Linked DNA regions of Homo sapiens: region 2 is linked to region 1. A link is an interaction called in ENCODE POLR2A ChIA-PET data of the cell type or tissue named here. Cell type or tissue: B cell. All regions are shown on one strand. Each heading gives the region's core, and the rest is flanking DNA. Links, peaks and the distances in the headings are about the cores only.

What was found. Peaks named below come from ENCODE experiments on the same cell type or tissue, not always from the same donor. Only the 100,000 strongest peaks of a DNase experiment are listed, where the experiment ranks them.
Region 2: POLR2A ChIA-PET joins it to region 1 with 5 read pairs; 4 of 35 experiments call an interaction of 5 or more read pairs at or near these places.

Annotation. Positions count from the first base shown.
Region 1 is chr2:60,657,227-60,665,563 of GRCh38, forward strand. No RefSeq gene overlaps it. Among named protein-coding and RNA genes, the nearest start is that of PAPOLG, 95 kb to the right of the region's middle. In B cell, for the core only: CTCF peaks have their summits at 4,037 and 4,236 (motif pointing left); a DNase peak (open chromatin) is centred at 4,065; H3K4me3 peaks cover 1,404 bases; H3K27ac peaks cover 2,582 bases.
Region 2 is chr2:60,566,548-60,574,884 of GRCh38, forward strand. No RefSeq gene overlaps it. Among named protein-coding and RNA genes, the nearest start is that of BCL11A, 17 kb to the left of the region's middle. In B cell, for the core only: no CTCF peak of the experiment used is centred there; DNase peaks (open chromatin) are centred at 2,834, 3,294 and 3,823; H3K4me3 peaks cover 1,778 bases; H3K27ac peaks cover 446 bases; H3K27me3 peaks cover 1,795 bases.

The DNA of each region.
Region 1 (8,337 bases), core at 271-8,270:
TCTTCAGGACCAAAGGGCCCTGACATCCCGCTGCCTTCCTCTCACTGTAAAAATGGTAAAAATGTGTGGAGGGAGCCCTTAGCAGCTTGAGATTCGCAAGGTAAAAACGTAGTCCCATCTGTGTAAGATGATGACCAATGAGGCTTTCACCACAGTGCTTCACTGACCTGTCCACAGAACCTCTGGCGGGCAAGAAAGGATGGAGCACGTCTAGGACCGAGCATCCCTTATCAGTTGCCTTCTTATACACAACATCCTGAATGTCTGTCCATTAACAGTGAGTTGGGGCCAGACACGGTGGCTCACACTTGTAATCTCAGCACTTTGGAAGGCCGAGGTAGGCAGATCACTTGAGATCAGGAGTTCGAGACCAGCCTGGCTGATATGGTGATACCCTGTCTCTACTAAAAAAAAAAAAAAAAAGTGAGCTGAGATGGTGCCACTGCACTTCAGCTGGGTGACAGAGTAAGACTCCATCTCAAAAAAAAAAAAAAAAAGAATAAAGAATAAATGTTTAAGTGTGGAAGGGAATGCTGAGCTCCAGGTAAGAATCCAAGCCTGTTGACAACTGATTTCAACTTTGTGAGAGACCCTGAGCAGAGAACCCAGTACACTGTGCCCAGACCTCTAACCTACGGAAACTGTGAGATTACAACAGGGTGTTGTTTTCAGCCACAAAGTTCGTGGTAATTTGTTACATAGCCATAGAAAACTGATACACTCTCCTTGGCGCTTGCTCATATCACACCAGTTTTAAGGTAGGGCCGGCTATAGGTCTGTTTCTGTGTAGCTTGGTCATCTTTAGCCTTTTCCCTCAGATACTTCTCATATGTCTCTCCATTTTCAGCTTTGAATTGTCTTTCTACCAATATGCTCTCAGGTCTTGGCTCATTATCCTGCTTTGAAACAACCGTGAAATCCTCAGTTCATCCAGTGCTCCTCAGCCTCCCATCTGCTGGGACCTGCTAAGTTCTCTGTTTAATAGCCAATATGTTTGGCGTGTCCCCACCCAAATCTCATCTTGAATTGTAGTTCCCATAATGCCCACCTGTTATGGGAGGGACCCAGTGGGAGATAATTGAATCATGGTGGCGGTTTTCCCCAGACTGTTCTCATCGTAGTGAATAAGTCTCACAAGATCTGATGGTTTTATAAGGAGAAACCCCTGTTGCTTGGTTTTCATTTTTTCACCTCTGCCACCAGGTAAGACATGCCTTTTGCCTTCCACTATGATTGTGAGGCCTCCCCAGCCACGTGGAGCTGTGAGTCCATTAAACCTCTTTTGCTTTATAAATTACCCAGTCTCAGGTATGTCTTTATTAGCAGCATGAGAACAGAGTAATACACTAGCCCAGCATCTGCATGCAGCTCAGCACAGCTTTGCTTTTCTCTGCTTGTCTTCATCTACACCATGCTCCCAAGAAGTGCTCTTATGGATTGCCCAAGTCTGGAGATTGCAAAGTTCTCTCAGCTATACCCCTTAAGGATATCAAGGGGCTAGCATGCCTTGGAGTTCCACACAGGGGACGATCATTGGTAGAAATAGGAGCTGGGATTTCTCAATTAAAGTGAGATATGTGAATGACTGACGCCAATCATGAGGACAGTGAAAGTTCTTTAATGAACCAGTGGAATCTACATAATGAGGTTTTACTGTATTTGATTTAAATTGCAGAAACTTTCTCCATGACCCACACAAGTGTGTGATTAGTAGTTTCTAAATGAAAGAATGTGTGAATGAAGGAACCAAACACTTAATCAGCAATAGAATGATAGGCCAGTAAGAATGATACCTAATAAACATCAGCATCCATGGGTCTTTACTTCTTGATGAAATTCACCTATTTAAATACAATTGCCAAAGATATTAGTTGCTGTTTCTACCTAGTTATTTAAATAAAATGGCTTTTAAAAATAGCATTTAATTGAGAGGGAGGACACGCTAACTTCTCTCTGCGAATGCTCATAGAGAGAATAGCTAGCCAGTCCACAAGAGTGTAACTACGCCCCTAGAGGCACAGACACAGACATGGAGGAGGGGAGGAGGGTAAAGCACCCTACAGAAAATAATTGGCCAGCTGAATATTGTCCCTGCAAAATTCCAATCCACAAAGCGATAACGAGCAACTTGAGATTTATTTATAAATATTTTATCATTCTGAAAAATTTGAAACAATCTAAATACTCATCAATACAGGATCCATTAGATAAACTCAGGTACATTTGAATGAAGTAGTACACGGTCATTAAAAATAAGGATCTGTATTTATTGACATGAAAGGATTTTGTGACATATTGTTAAGTAAAAGGAAAGCAAATTAGAAAATGTTATTTACAGAATAAGCATAAGGAAAAAAAGAATAGATGGCTATGTAACAAAAATGCTAACTGTGGCCATCTCTGGAGAGTGGGACTTGTAGGTGGGGTGACCATACATCCTGGTCTGCCAGGTATAGTCTAATTTTAAGAACACTCTGGTTCATTCTGCAAAGTGTTCCTGTTTGTGTGATAAATTATATGGTCACCTTAGCTATTGGTAGTTTTACTTTATTCTTGTATTTTTACATTTTAGCATGTTTTCTTTTTAAAATCAATTAGGTAGGCATAAAAGTAATTGCGGTTTTCGCCATTACTTTTCATCTGCTGTCCAATGTTCTACCTCCGAGCTCTACCCCCTCCTTTTGCCATTACTTTTAATAGCTATTTTCATTTTTGAGGGGAGAGCACTTTATCATTTTCATTTCTCAGTCATTTAAATGGACTGTCTTCCAGGTTAATCCAAAGTATGTGTTTTGGCTAAATTCCATGGTGTCTTCTAAACACCAGGCACTGTGCTAGGTGCAGGGGATACAAGAATAAATTCAGCAGTCCCCGTTCTCCACAGCTGGAGGAGTAAGCACCATAGACCACCACGTGCCAGGCTAATCACTACATGAATTATCTCATTTGACCCTCACGACAACTCTATGAGGTGAGCACTATCATTATTTCCTTTCTATAAGTAACTATTAAAGAGGTTACACTACTTGCTCAAGGTTGCATAGCCAGAATTTAAATCCAAGCTGTCCGCTCATGTCTTAATTTGAGCATGCTGCCAGGGGGTGTAGACAGTGGGGAGTAATAGGTAAATGCAATACCTATTGTATTGTATCACAGAAAGTCCTATGATAAAAGTAGGCAATGAGTGCTATGAGATCACCCAGGCTGGACAGGTCACCCAGCCCAGGAAGGCAGAAGTTGGGGCTCTTGAAGGATGAGCAGAATGAGGATGTAGAGAGTGTGAGTTGGGGGAATGTGCCAGACGGAGGCAATAGAACGATATTGTTGGAGTCTTCAGGGAGTGGCAGGTAATAGGCGTTGGCAACCTGTAAAGTGCAAAGGGGGAACAGGGATACCAGGCTGGCCCATGGAGGGTTTGATGTGCCCACTAGGGAGTCTCGCCTGTGCCCGGGAGACAATGGGCCACTGGCAAAGAATGCCAGAGAGGGTCCTTCTTTTTTTTTAATTTTCAATTTTTTTTTTAATTTGTCATTGAGACAGGGTCTTGCCATGTTGCCCAGGCTGGTCTTGAATTCCTGGGCCCAAGCAATCCTCCTGACTCAGCCTCCCCAAGTGCTAGGATTACAGGTGTGAGCCACCACATCCAACCCTAAACAGGGCCCTTCTACAGCTGATGGTGGAGTCCATATGAAGGAACACTAGAGTGGCTGGACAGATCAGGGAGCCCCTACCACATAATCATAGGAGGATTTACTGTGACAATTCTGCAGCTGAAGTTTCAGGGACCACCACCAGTAGAGGCCCCTTCCAGGGTTTATTTCTAATTTTGTATCCATAGTTTTGTAGCCTTTCTCTTATAAGCCCCCCTCCCAAAACTGGTTAAGCTTCAGGCCCCCCAAATCTAGATCTGCCCCCTGTGAATAGTAATTGTTTTCTTGTGCCAGCTTCCAATTCCCAGCACTGTAGTAAAATTCATCTTCTTTAAATTCCTCTTTTGACTTTAGTTTCTCTTCCTCTTTTTTTTAAATAAATACCTTGTTTTTCTTAATATCCTAATCTATTCTTATCTTCTTGTTTTCATTTTGCCACCTAGTTACATTTGTTACTGTCAAACTTCTGCTGCTTTTCATACCATTTCTCTCTCTCTGCTGCACCTCATAATATTTTAAAGTGTAAATAACAACAGAGTCTGGTGAAATGGAAATAGAATAATGCTGTACAGACCCCATCCATCATGGAGCAGAGCCTTCTGCTGGCAAAGACTTCCCCTGCATGGCCCCCCTACCCCTATTGCTAAACCTCTGACCATCTTCTCCTCTCTCTGGGGTTCTCCCTTCCCCCTTACCTTCTGTCTCCAAATTTTCTGCTAATTTACCTTCCTTTTTTGCTAATTTACCTTACCACTCTTTTGTCTAGCCTCTGACAGGCCTGAGGTCACAGCCCCAGGTCTTTCCTTCAAAGTCAAGCTTTGTCTTCTCAATGTGATGCCCGCTAGGCACTAGCAAATAGGGTGATTACAACAGGGTCCCCAAAACATGGGGCCTTTGGAGAGTACCATGCGATGGGTGTTGAAGAAGGAAGCAGAAGGGGGCAATCGCTATGCGATATGCAGATGTGAGTCAATATGCAGATCTTGCCCCCGAAATCTGCTGCTCAAGCCGACCCTGTTGCTCATGCTCATTGTTGGAGGACACCAGTTCCGTTACTGTCTGTGTCCTTCCCACCCTCCCCAGACCCATACTTTCAGAGCCTTCTGGAAGCATCCTGACTTAAATATTTAACACCTATGACCATGCATCCAACTATGCAACCAATTAGGCATCCTCATCAGCAGATTAGTGAATGAGGTCACCTAACCCATATTTCAGAACATGAACCCCTTGAGGGCAGTAGCTGGTTAGTCCTCTTGGCTCTCTAGTACTGCCTCGCCTGGAACTCAGTAAGTATTTGTTGTATAAATGAAAATCCCCCAAGGAGATAACATGACCTCCAAATGTGCCTTTCACCTTCCTGGCTCACACATGTTGCCCACTTCCTGGATGGTCCTTCCATCTCCCTCTCCCTCTCCATCTCAGCCTTGCACAATGTGCCTTCCTGCTTCCACTGCTCTCTGCTCTCACCAGCTGAAAAAGCAGGGCCAAGAGTGGGAGAGACATGCACAGCATCGCCTAAGTAACAAGTTCTAGGCCACTGAGTCTCCCAGCAGGGTCAAACACGCTTCCATTTCTGAGCGCATTTTTCACCCTCCCAAGTCAAAGCAGCCAAATAAATGGCCACAGGCCCATACTGAGAATGTCAGATCCGTCAATAGCAATTAAGGGTCTCGCTTAAAAACCGGAAGGTTGGTCCACAGAACTGGCAGGATTCTTGCACGGGCTACTGAAGATCAATGTCAGCACATGTATCATGATGCCACATTGGTTGTAGTTAGAAAGATGTGTAAGCAGGGAGGTCTTGGGTCTCGCCCAGGAAAAGTCAGTGGCTAGGCTTTCAAGAGACCTCAGGGCTTGGATTGGCCTTGATGAATATATCACTGTCGAACATCAGATCTTCAACCTTGCAGTATCTGAAATGGACTTGCTCAACAAACCCAGAGATGATCAGACTTTCAATGGTAAACTCCAGCTAACTAAACTCACAAAAGACTGAAATATAAATCAGAATACCAGTTTGTTCTTTTTACATGGGTTATTTCTTTCCAGAAGCCAGAAAGTTTCAATTTCCCAACCCAAGCTCCACCCTTTTCCTGTGTCATGCTGAACTAATAATCTGAAGATTTCTTGGTGCAATAGAAGCAGAGCACAGGGAAATGGAAGGTCTTGAGCCTTATTTTGTCCTCAGCAGAAAATCCTTCTCAAGGGAAAAGAAGCCCCATCTTACTCTTCTCTACAGATACTAATTGACCAAGTTTTCTGGATTCATTTTTTCAGTGATGACCTCCTCCACTACCTACACATTCCTTTTTCTTTTTTGTAACAGCTTGATGGAGCTATAAGTCACATACCATATACTTCACCTATTTAAAGTATACAATTCAATACTTTTCAGTATATTTGCAGAGTTGTGCAGCTACCAGCACAATAAATTTTCAAACATTTTCATCACCTCAAAAAGAAACCCTGTGCCCTTTAGCTATCACCCCCAACTTTTTCCATCCACCTCCTCCCCCACCCCTAACCAACCAGTGATCTACTTTCTGCCCCTATCTATTTGCCTATTCAGGACATTTCATATAAATGCAGTCATATAATATGTGGTCTCTGTGCCTGGCTTCTTTCACTTAACACACTATTTTCAAGGTTCATCCATGTTGTAGCCTGAATCAGGATTTCATTCCTTTCTATAGCCGAATAATATTCCATTCTATATATATGCCGCATTTTGCTTATCCATTCATCAGTTGATAGAAATTTGGGTTGTTTCCACCTTTTACTTTTGGCTATTATGAATAATGCTGCTATACACATTCAGGTACAAGTTTTACATGGACATATGCTTTTATCTCTCAAGTATACTTCTAGGAGTAAAATTGCTGGGTCACATGGCAACTTTATGTTTAACTTTTTGAGGAACTGCCAAACTGTTTTCCAAAGTAGTTGCACCATTTTACATTCCTACCAGCAATGTATGCGGTTCTGATTTCTCCACATCCTTGTCAACACTTGATATTATCTAACTCTCTGATTATAGCCATACTGGGTATAAAATGCTCTCTCATGGTTTTGATTTTCATTTCCCTGATTTTGAGCATCTTTTCATGTGCTTATTGGCCATTTGTACATCTTTGAAGAAATGTCGATTCTGATCATTTTTTAACTGGGTTATTTTCTTTTTATTATTGAGTTGTGATAGTTCTTTATATGCTCTAAATACAAGCCACTTATCAGATATATATTATTTTTCACATGTGTTAATGGCACCGGATAACATATTAAGGCATTGTCTCCTCCCCCTTACCTGTATATTCTTGGTTTAAAACTCAAGTGTTTTTAGACTTTAATATTTCTGGCATTGAACTAAGTTTGTAAACAGTGTGTATGTGTTTCCTGCTCCTCCATACCTGTTATGGTTTGGCTGCATCCCCACCCAAATCTCATCTTGAATGTATTCCCCACAATCCCCACATGTTGTGGGAGAGACCCGGTGGGAGGTAATTGAATCATGGGGATGGTTCCCGCATGCTGTTCTCTTGATAGTGAGTGAGTTCTCATGAGATCTGATGGTTTTATAAGCACCTGGCATTCCCCCTGCTGGAACTTCTTCTTCCTGCCACCCTGTGAAGAAGGTGCCTTTCTTCCCCTTTGCCTTCCACCATGATTCTAAGTTTCCTGAGGCCTTCTCAGCCATGCAGAACTGTGAGTCAATTAAACCTCTTTCCTTTATAAATTACCCAGTCTCAGATATTTTCCTTATAGCAATGTGAGAATGAACTAATATAATACCCAAAAGCTGGAGAGAAGGCAATGGTGTACATTATGATGGTGATGACTTGTTAAAGAGCATCCTGAGGACACTCCCATGTAGTTATGGTATGTAAATAGACAAGAGAAGAACTGACGGGAAGAATAAAAAACTAGAGGAGGCAGCTGGGTATGGTGGCTCACGCCTATAATCCCAGAACTTTGGGAGGCCAAGGCGGGTGGATCACCTGAGGTCAAGAGTTCAAGACGACCATCATGGCCAACATGGTGAAACCCTGTCTCTACTAAAAATACAAAAATTAGCTGGGTGTGGTGGCACACACCTGTAATCCCAGCTTCTCGGGAGGCTGAGGCAGGATAATTGCTTGAACCCAGGAGGCAGAGGCTGCAATGAGCCAAGATCGCACCATTGCACTCCAGCTGGGCAACAAGAGCGAAACTGCGTCTCAAAAAAAAAAAAAAAAAAAAAAAAAAAAAACTAGAGGAGGCAACCACTATCTTTGGATGTGGACTTAGGACTGTTGAAAATGGTTTCTGCAAATATTTCTGAATACATAAAAACAATTAATGCTTTTCTTTGGCAAGCACGAGGAAGCTCCTAACTTAGGTGGCCCACTACCAAGGGTTCACCAAAGAGATCAGTGGCCCTTATCGTCCTAACTGACCAGAAATCAAACCACACGGAGTTAGCAAGTGACTACAGGATATAGGCTTTTTTCAGCATCTTCTTCTGCACTGGAAGAAGACGGAGGGTGCTCTCTGTAAACTCAAGGACAGATCTGCCAGGCCACATTAAAGAGCCATTTTTATAGCACAACTTGGACTTTTATCTTGTTAAGAGTCTTCTGGAAGTAGGTAATAAAACCCCCAGCCCCAACCTGGCTCAGACAGAAAAGGATGGGATAGCTATAACCAT
Region 2 (8,337 bases), core at 245-8,244, 91 kb before region 1:
ATAGATAAAAGGAAATTAAACCTACCAAAAGAAACTCAGGTGTACATTAAAAACTCTAGATTCTGAGCCACCAAGGCAAGCCTTGATGAAAGACACTCAACTTTTTCTGTTAGACTCACCTCAATCTTCCCCAAGGCCCCACACTCCCTAATTTTGCTATTTTTTAACATCAGTTTTAGGAATATAAGCTCTCTCCTAATGTAAACATCTCACCGTGGCTACATACTGAAGTTTGAATTTCAACTTAGCTCTGTACTTCTTTTCCATATTCAGATCTTTACAGCTACAGCAAAGTGGAGGACTGAGGAAATTACCTATGTAATTTCAGCAATGAGCCTGCCTTTATCTGCACCATCCAGGAATCTTGTATCCTGTGTGTTGAGCTCTGACCTGAGGGCCCACAAGGAGAGAAAGGGAGAGAAACTGGTGGATGCTATTTACCAGGCAGAACTAATTAGAAATAGATCCCGATATTAATGGTACCAACCCTTTCCTCACCCAAAACTTAAACAAGCACCCATCACTCTATATGATCAGGAGAATTTTTAAACCCCTACTCCAGGTTTTACTGCCACAGAAGGTGAACTGTTAGAAAAAGAAAACCAGCATGCACAAAACAGCAGTTGGGAATGGAAGCTCCTCTTTCCCAGAACCCCTGCCATATACGCTCTGTCGCTCACCTTCTAGACACTCCGTACAACCATTCAATCTATTGAATCAAGAGACTGTTTGATCTTATCTGCATCTGTGAGCTGACTGTCAACCTGCTTAGGCTGCATATTAAATCATCTATAGTAGCTGTATCAAGCTGGGATGATCTGTTAATTCTAAATTTATTAACCCTTGGAGTGCAGTCATCATGTTTAATCTAGTGTAGCCCGCATTTATTTTACAAGACTAAATCCTTCTTTAAGATATGGCTGTGCTGTAGGTTAAAAACAGCTAATGTGGGTTTCATTATGATAATTGGGGGGAGAGAGACTGTCTGAAAAATGCTAGTGTGGCTACCCTAACAGGCTATGGATGTCTGATCCCAGGCACTCTCCTAGGCTGAGGTTTGCCTGTGAAGTGAAATTTTCTCCAGAAACAGTTCAGTCTCTGAAAACAATGCAAAAGGAAAAAGAGGAGGGGGAAGAAGAAAGGGAAGGAGTCCTCTAACAGATTTCCAATGGTCCAAAGCCAGAAAGACTGATTTCCAGCCAGTGTCAACCCCTAATGTAATGCCTAAGGAATAAATTTCCAAAGGCACACACCTGGGAAAAAAAAAAAAAAAAAAAAAAAAAAACCTCAACAAATTCCTCCAGTAAGTCAAACTTCTGAATCAATAAGGATCAGCTATTGCTGGAATGAATGATTTTTCACCTCCCCTCCCCCAAAGAAGAACTCTAAGCAATTAGAATTATAGGTAGTCCTGCTAAAGGGGAGGGGGGGAATATTCGTTTAATATGTTAGTCTGTCTTCAGATAAAAAAAAGATATCCATCTCTTCTACTTGCCCATTACTGATGTTATCAACATATTCATAGCTTTTCTTTCAGACACAAACTGCTAGGCATGCTCCCTTTTTTGGTAACCACGTGCCTGATATCTCTCTAATGTAGCCTAATAACAATTTTAGCATTCAGATGAAGCGATTTCATTCTGTGACTGCCTTTTCTATTAGATTTGATTTTGAGAAGCCCCAGTGGGTGCCTTCGAGGCAGAGATCTATCTGTGAGGCTGCTACCGACTCAATAGCAGCCTGGGCTAACCTTGACCTTTCCTGAGACCCCGCTCCATCTGGTGCCAGCCTGCTTTCCACCACCCCCCCTCCTTTTTTGCTTCATAGTCAACATTGATCAAGGCAGAACGGAGCGCCTCGTCTCCTGGAAGGGCTGGGCAGACTCAGGAGAACAGCACATTTCAGTATATGGAAATGATCAAGCCTCTTATGCAATCATAAATCTACATAGGAGTCTTGTGATTTGATATTTCATTCACCTCCAAAGATTTTTTTTCTCCCTCCCAACAGGGATTTATAAGCTCTGTAAGAGCTCCCGGACAACGGCTTTCCCCAACACCTGGAAATTATCAAGCTTCCTGCTTGCTGAATGATGCTAACAGCTCTAATGCTGCAAATTCATTTTTAACAACTCACTGGCTTTTATCTAGGATTTGTGTGTGTGTGTGTGTGTGTGTGTGTGTGTGTGCACATGTGCCTTTCTTTAATAAAAATCTACCAAAGCAACGGATAGTATCAAAGATACCAAAATCAAATCTGACTTGAATATCCTACATCTCCACACCCATCCTCATTATGCATTTCTAGATAGATGGGTTTTTCCATCTCTGAATTCTGACCCCTTTTTTAACCATCAAGAGGGGAGAGATAAAGAGGGAGAGAGGAGAGTCAGAGAAAAGAGACACAGAGGAGAGAGAAACAGATGGAAACATGCCAAACAGAGAGAGGTAACGATGTAACACTTGAATGGAGCTTGAAATCAGCTTCTCTCCTCCCTAGGCCACATTCCTCCTTTCCCAAAGACCCACACGAACGTCTCCTTCTCCAGATCACCCACTAGAGTACACAGATGCCTCCTCTGCCCCACACTCTCTTTCTTTCCTCCTCTTCTCTCTGTATCAGGGGCTGGGTGGTAAAGAGGCTGACTGAGGGGGAGTCACGTGGGCAGCCCGTGGGCAGCGGCGGCAGCAGCTCAAAAGAAATTGACTGACTGGCCGCTTGGGCGCATTTCAATATATGGAAATGACCAGAGGCTTCTGCAATAAATCAGCACTCAACACTTTGTCATTTTTCTAGTTCTGCTTCATTTTCCTATTTTCCTCTTCTCCTCACAGAAGCCTCATTTCTTGCATTTTGCCTTGCCGCGTCTCTTCCCACTTCCAACCTACACCCTCTCCAAATCTTGCCCCATCCTCTCCATCGCTCCCAACCACCGCGCGCCCCCACCCCCGACACACACACACACACACACACACACACACACACACACGCACGCACACACACACTTTCTGTTCTCTGGCTCCCCTGTAATTGGAAACATCCGGTCTACGACGATTTTTTCCTTTTCTTTCCCTTTCAAAAAATTTTCCGACAAAATCAGGCAGTATTTGCTGCCCTGCCTCGGATTATCTGAGACAAGAGGCGCCCAGGATGAGCTCATGTAATCCCCAGGATGGGAACCTCAAGCCCCTTATGATAAAGAAAAAAGAAAAAGACCAGGATACTCATTCCTTACCCCAGCCCCCACTCCACCCTCGAGGAGTTCCCTTAGCAAACTTAAAAGACTATCAGAAGCAACTTGTGCCATGCAGTGCCATGGAGAGCGCTGGATGGCTAGCCAGAAGAAAAGGGAAGGTTGTAGTGGAAATCTACGTGGGTTTGCAGGTTCCTGCTTTTCTTGTGTAGAGCCTCCGGTGCCCTCCACCTAACCCTGCCCCAATGCCTCGGGTCTTTTTTGAACTAATGCTGTGCGTCTCCGCAATCTGCAATTACTTTGGATATTTCTCAGGAGCTAAACGCAGCCTGAATTTCGTGGCGCGTGCAAAAAAAAAAAAAAAGGCGAAATTAACAAAACCCCACCACCGCGCTGTTGTTTTTTTCTGGAGTTTTTTTTTTTTTTTTTTTTTAGTTCGGTTCAGAAGCAAACGCTACCTAGTTTCTTCCACTCCCTCCCAGATCCTACTTGAGATCTCTAATCTTTCAACTTGGGTCTCTGTTTTGCCTACTGGGCAGCCTCTCTTTTTTTTTCTTTCTCTTGGATCTAGGAACAATAGGCATGTAAAGGGTCAGTGGGCATCACCCTATAAAGCTCAGAACCTAATTAATTTTATTAAAGGAAGATCTGTTTATGCAATATGACAGCCTGGGGGAATTAACCATTTGAGGACGCAGACGCTGTTGAGTCACCAGAGATTCCATCCTCACATCATAAGCTTATACTTCCTGCCCCATTTGATCCTGGGCGGCACCGTGATCCGGGTCTGGTTTTTGTTTGACCTTGTGAAGAGCTTGTCTGAATCCCGGGGTTCTGCACAATTGGAGGGACACCCGGAAAATCCGTATATTCCCATTGCCAGACGGCAGTTGAAGTGCTCACCCATTCATAGTTTGTTGTCGTGACAGCCCCAAAGCTCTCACTATTTGGAACTGGTGGGGAGGTGTGGGGCAGCGTGAACCTCCGGTGCATCCTAGAGTGGATATTTTCTTGAAAATAATCTGCTTAGAAATCACATTCTATGAAATCCAATATGCCTTCTCAAGAGCGAAGGAAAATGTAACAGTTTTTAAGTTATTATTTTTTATTTTTTCCTGCCACTCTGGTAATTTGAAATACATTTTTAATAACCTCCTGGAAAAAACCAATTTAATAGTTCAGACATATTGTTCTTTGACTTAATATCCCTGTGTATTCCTTAATTGCCAAAACAAAGTTTATTTCATTTACAAGGGCTAACTGTATATCTCCTAGGAATTCTAATGTCATAGTCTCATGGTTTTTTTTTTATATTATCACCTTGGATTTTGTTCAACATGGATCTAGAAACGTATAGCATATGTATAGAAATAGATATGATAAAATATTCAAGAGCTCTCTGAAGGAAAATGTGCTTGAAAATAACCCCCTCTTTTATGGAATTTGTTTTGATTTAGATCTATAGATAGTAAAAAGAATGAAAGAAACTGTGAATTACACTGAATCTAAGATGTTTATCACTTTAATATTACACTTCCTAGCTTCCATGTTACAGAGCTTTAGGAATAGTCCCCAAACTTTCAGATTGAAGCTCTGCCTTGTACGGTCTGAGGTTTGTCTGGAAAGACCTGCCAGCACATGCCAGCTAAAAATGAGTGTCAATTAATAATAATAAAAAAGCTCCCTTATTTCTACACTCATGTAATTTAACAGGTTTGGAGAGGAACATAGGATGACAACAGTTGTGAGAACATTCCAATATATGCAGTTCTAACAGCTTTCATTCTAAGACGCCAAACCTTCCGAAAATAGAATGGCTTAACATTTCTTTTTTATATTAAAAGTCCAATCTACACTTCACATAAAATGTTTTTTTATCACAAAAATATTTGTCTCTAACAAAATGCACTTTTTGTTCTACCAAAAAAGCAAACATCTTGAAACAGATTCTCCCAGCTTTTTACAGCTCCCCATGGCAATTTTCTGTACTATTTTCAACTGCCCCTCCCCCATATGAGACACTTTGAACACTGGAATAAAAATAATTACTATTGAAACACTGAACTAGAATGCCCTGTTTCCCAATATTGCTAACAAAATCTCTAATTCTCAGACTGCTCTCTGATGGAACTAGGAGAATTGGGGAACTTACACTGATATTTCTAAGTGCAGTTTGTTGTTTTAAAAACATATTGTACTGATTAATAAAAATGTGAAATAATTTGAGTTACAAATTTTGAACTACGAATCGCCATCTGCTCAAATGGGGGAAAACCAAAAATTGCCGAATATATTTTCTCACCTCTTTTTTTTTTATGATAACATAAACAACATTCCTGAATAATTTAAAAAAGAAACTGACTACACTTAATGCATTTTTATAGTTCAACAACTGCTTGGTGAGTCCACCTTCTCAAACGTGCAATTATTTTTTCCTAATTACTTACATAGGTTCTATCAAAAGATTCAGGTTCTAGTGCTTTTCCCACATATTGTGCAAATCTGCTTAGCTTTGTTTATCAGGACTCTAAGTCCCTGGGTTGATATGATAAAGTAGACTGCATTGTGCAGTAACCCCAATTTGGTCCTCGGTGTCAACTATGTCAGAGACCTGTAAGAACATTCAAAGTATCCTCTGGGAGTGGGGAGAAAAGAAAAAAGTCTCCATGAACCCAAACTTGGAGGGAAAAGCACAACTATCAAATAGATAAATAGATACAAAGAATTGTGATAAAGAATTATCTTATCTTTTTGTGGGAAAGAAAGTAGGTAGGTGGATCTGCCATTCAGGGCTATTGAAAGCAGTTGTTGATGGTCTGGCATCCAGGACCCAGTGGAACTTACTATTCCCCCAGCAGAAGAAACAGCAGAATACAGATCATCTAGGATGTACCAAGTTGTAAGGATTCAAGCAATGAAGATGATGAGCCAGGAGCAATTGGTACAGGGGGTGTAATAGAAGATCTGATGGAGAGGCAAATGTACTGTTTTTAAAACCATATCCTAGGCTTCCACATGACAGATAAAACAAGTTGATTTTCAGGCATCCTAAAAATAAAGAAATTCAATTCTATTAATCACAGAATAATATGATGTATTTTCCTTTCCTTTTTTTTTTTTTTATTTTTCTTTAAGAGAAGAAAACTCTGACTGTCCAGGGAGGAGAGGATGCCTCGTTTTTCTTATAAACAGACATTGGCACCAAGATCAAAAAGCCAGAAATTTGTAAGTTATGTCTGCAATAATCACCCTTTGCCAGGGGGAGGGAAGAGTGAGCCAAATGATGTCATGTTGTCATGCCTATCACCGTCACTGTTCAGTTTCAGTTCAGGTAAAAATGAGGGTGTAAATTCCCAGGCCCCTGGAATGATGAGGACGTTGCTTCATCGTGTTGGAGTTGGGTAGAAGAAAATGAAGAACTCGTCAAAAAATGCTTCCAGACGACCTTGAACATCAGCTGCTCTCTTTCTACTCAAAGTATAATTCCTTGAACATGGCAGCTGCTACTTTTGTTTTGATTTGTTTTTCATTCATAAACAATCTCTCTAAACTTATAGAATATTGAATATTGTGTATAATGTGAAATAGGAAGTTCTCTTATTTAGAGTCAGTTCAATACCAGGTGCTTTTGAGTATCAGAAAACTGTGTCACATGTTGAGGGGACCGAAGACAAGTTAACAACAAGAAAAGGTCCATGTTGCGGAGTGGGTCAGAGTCCAGGGGAGGGACTCACATACAAGTCTGACTGGGGAACTGGCAATAGGTAAGAGGTCAGGGAGGTGCCCCAAAGCGGGAGAATTTTCAACTGCTGGGGAGGAATGAGTAGGGCTTTGCTACATGGAAAATGTGAGAAGAGCACTCAGAGTGGAAATACTGGCCTGAGCCTAGAGCAAGAGGCTCAAGCAGGCCTGGTGAGTTTGGGGGCTGCATCTTGCCTGATGTAGCTGAAGCACAGTGGAGTGACAGGAAGATGTCTGCAAAGGGAGGTTGGGGCAAGTCTGGGGAGAACCTGGAATGTCGTCATTCACAGCCTTGACCTGAATCTCTAGGCAAAGGAAAACCATTAGAGGTTTTGGAGTAGGGGTGCTGGGTGACATGCTCTTTGGAAAAATTGAAAGCTGGAGGCAATTTAGAGAATGGCTTGAAGCAAGTTGTTCTCTGCCATTCAACTTATTTTTCTATTTGCCAGTCTGCAGAGGAAGTGGCCCATATGCAAATGAAATGATTTGGACCTCACCAGGAATGAAATATTCACCATCTTCTCTTTCATAATTGACGATGATGCTTCTGATGGTGATTTCTATTTACATACACAGGATGGCTGAATCTTCTCATAGAAAGTCTACTCTTTGAATGCTTCTATAATTGGACTGTCTAAGAACCTAATTCATCCTTCCCTGTGGGGGCCCCAAAAGTTTTTACCTCTAACCCCTTGACCCAATTTGCCAAAAGGTAAGACTCAAATTTATGAAGGAAATCCCTCTTCTCCACCTCTAGGAAGAAACACTTGAAGATGTCTAAGCCTGCCCACTATACAATCACATTCATTCAGCATCCACTATATGCACAACCTTTTGCTGAATCTTCTTTTAAAAAATGAACCCAAATAGAGATATTGAGAAAACAAGGATGAATAATACATGACATTATACATTTTAAAACATTACCTAAAATCAAATGAAAGAGTAACAATTGCTATCTGTTAACCGGTTGGATGGTGAGCTGGTTTTTAGCACGACATCCCTGGTGCAATAAAGCTAAGTTTTGTAAATTAAAAATCCTTTAAAATTAGATTCTGTTTTTACAGGGCTGGAGAGACCAACTTACAGAACTTTAACCATGAAGTTTCATGGCTCTTGTCTTACTTTTCTAGTTCTATCCAGTAGAAAATAACAGTATGAAAAATGGGACACCATGCTGCATTTCAAATAGCCTTCTGCTAATTAGAAAATTACCCTGTATCTTCATAAGGGCTGCCAGCATTGTTTTAATATGGCTCTGCTAATATACCGAAGGCCCTAATTTAAAAATCTTGTATCTTGGCTGCTAAAATCACTGCAGGCTGAATCTTGTCATACAGGAGGAGATTTTGTTTCTCAGTCCAGGGCATGGAGCATGATTGGTGTCAGTTTTACACGCCTGG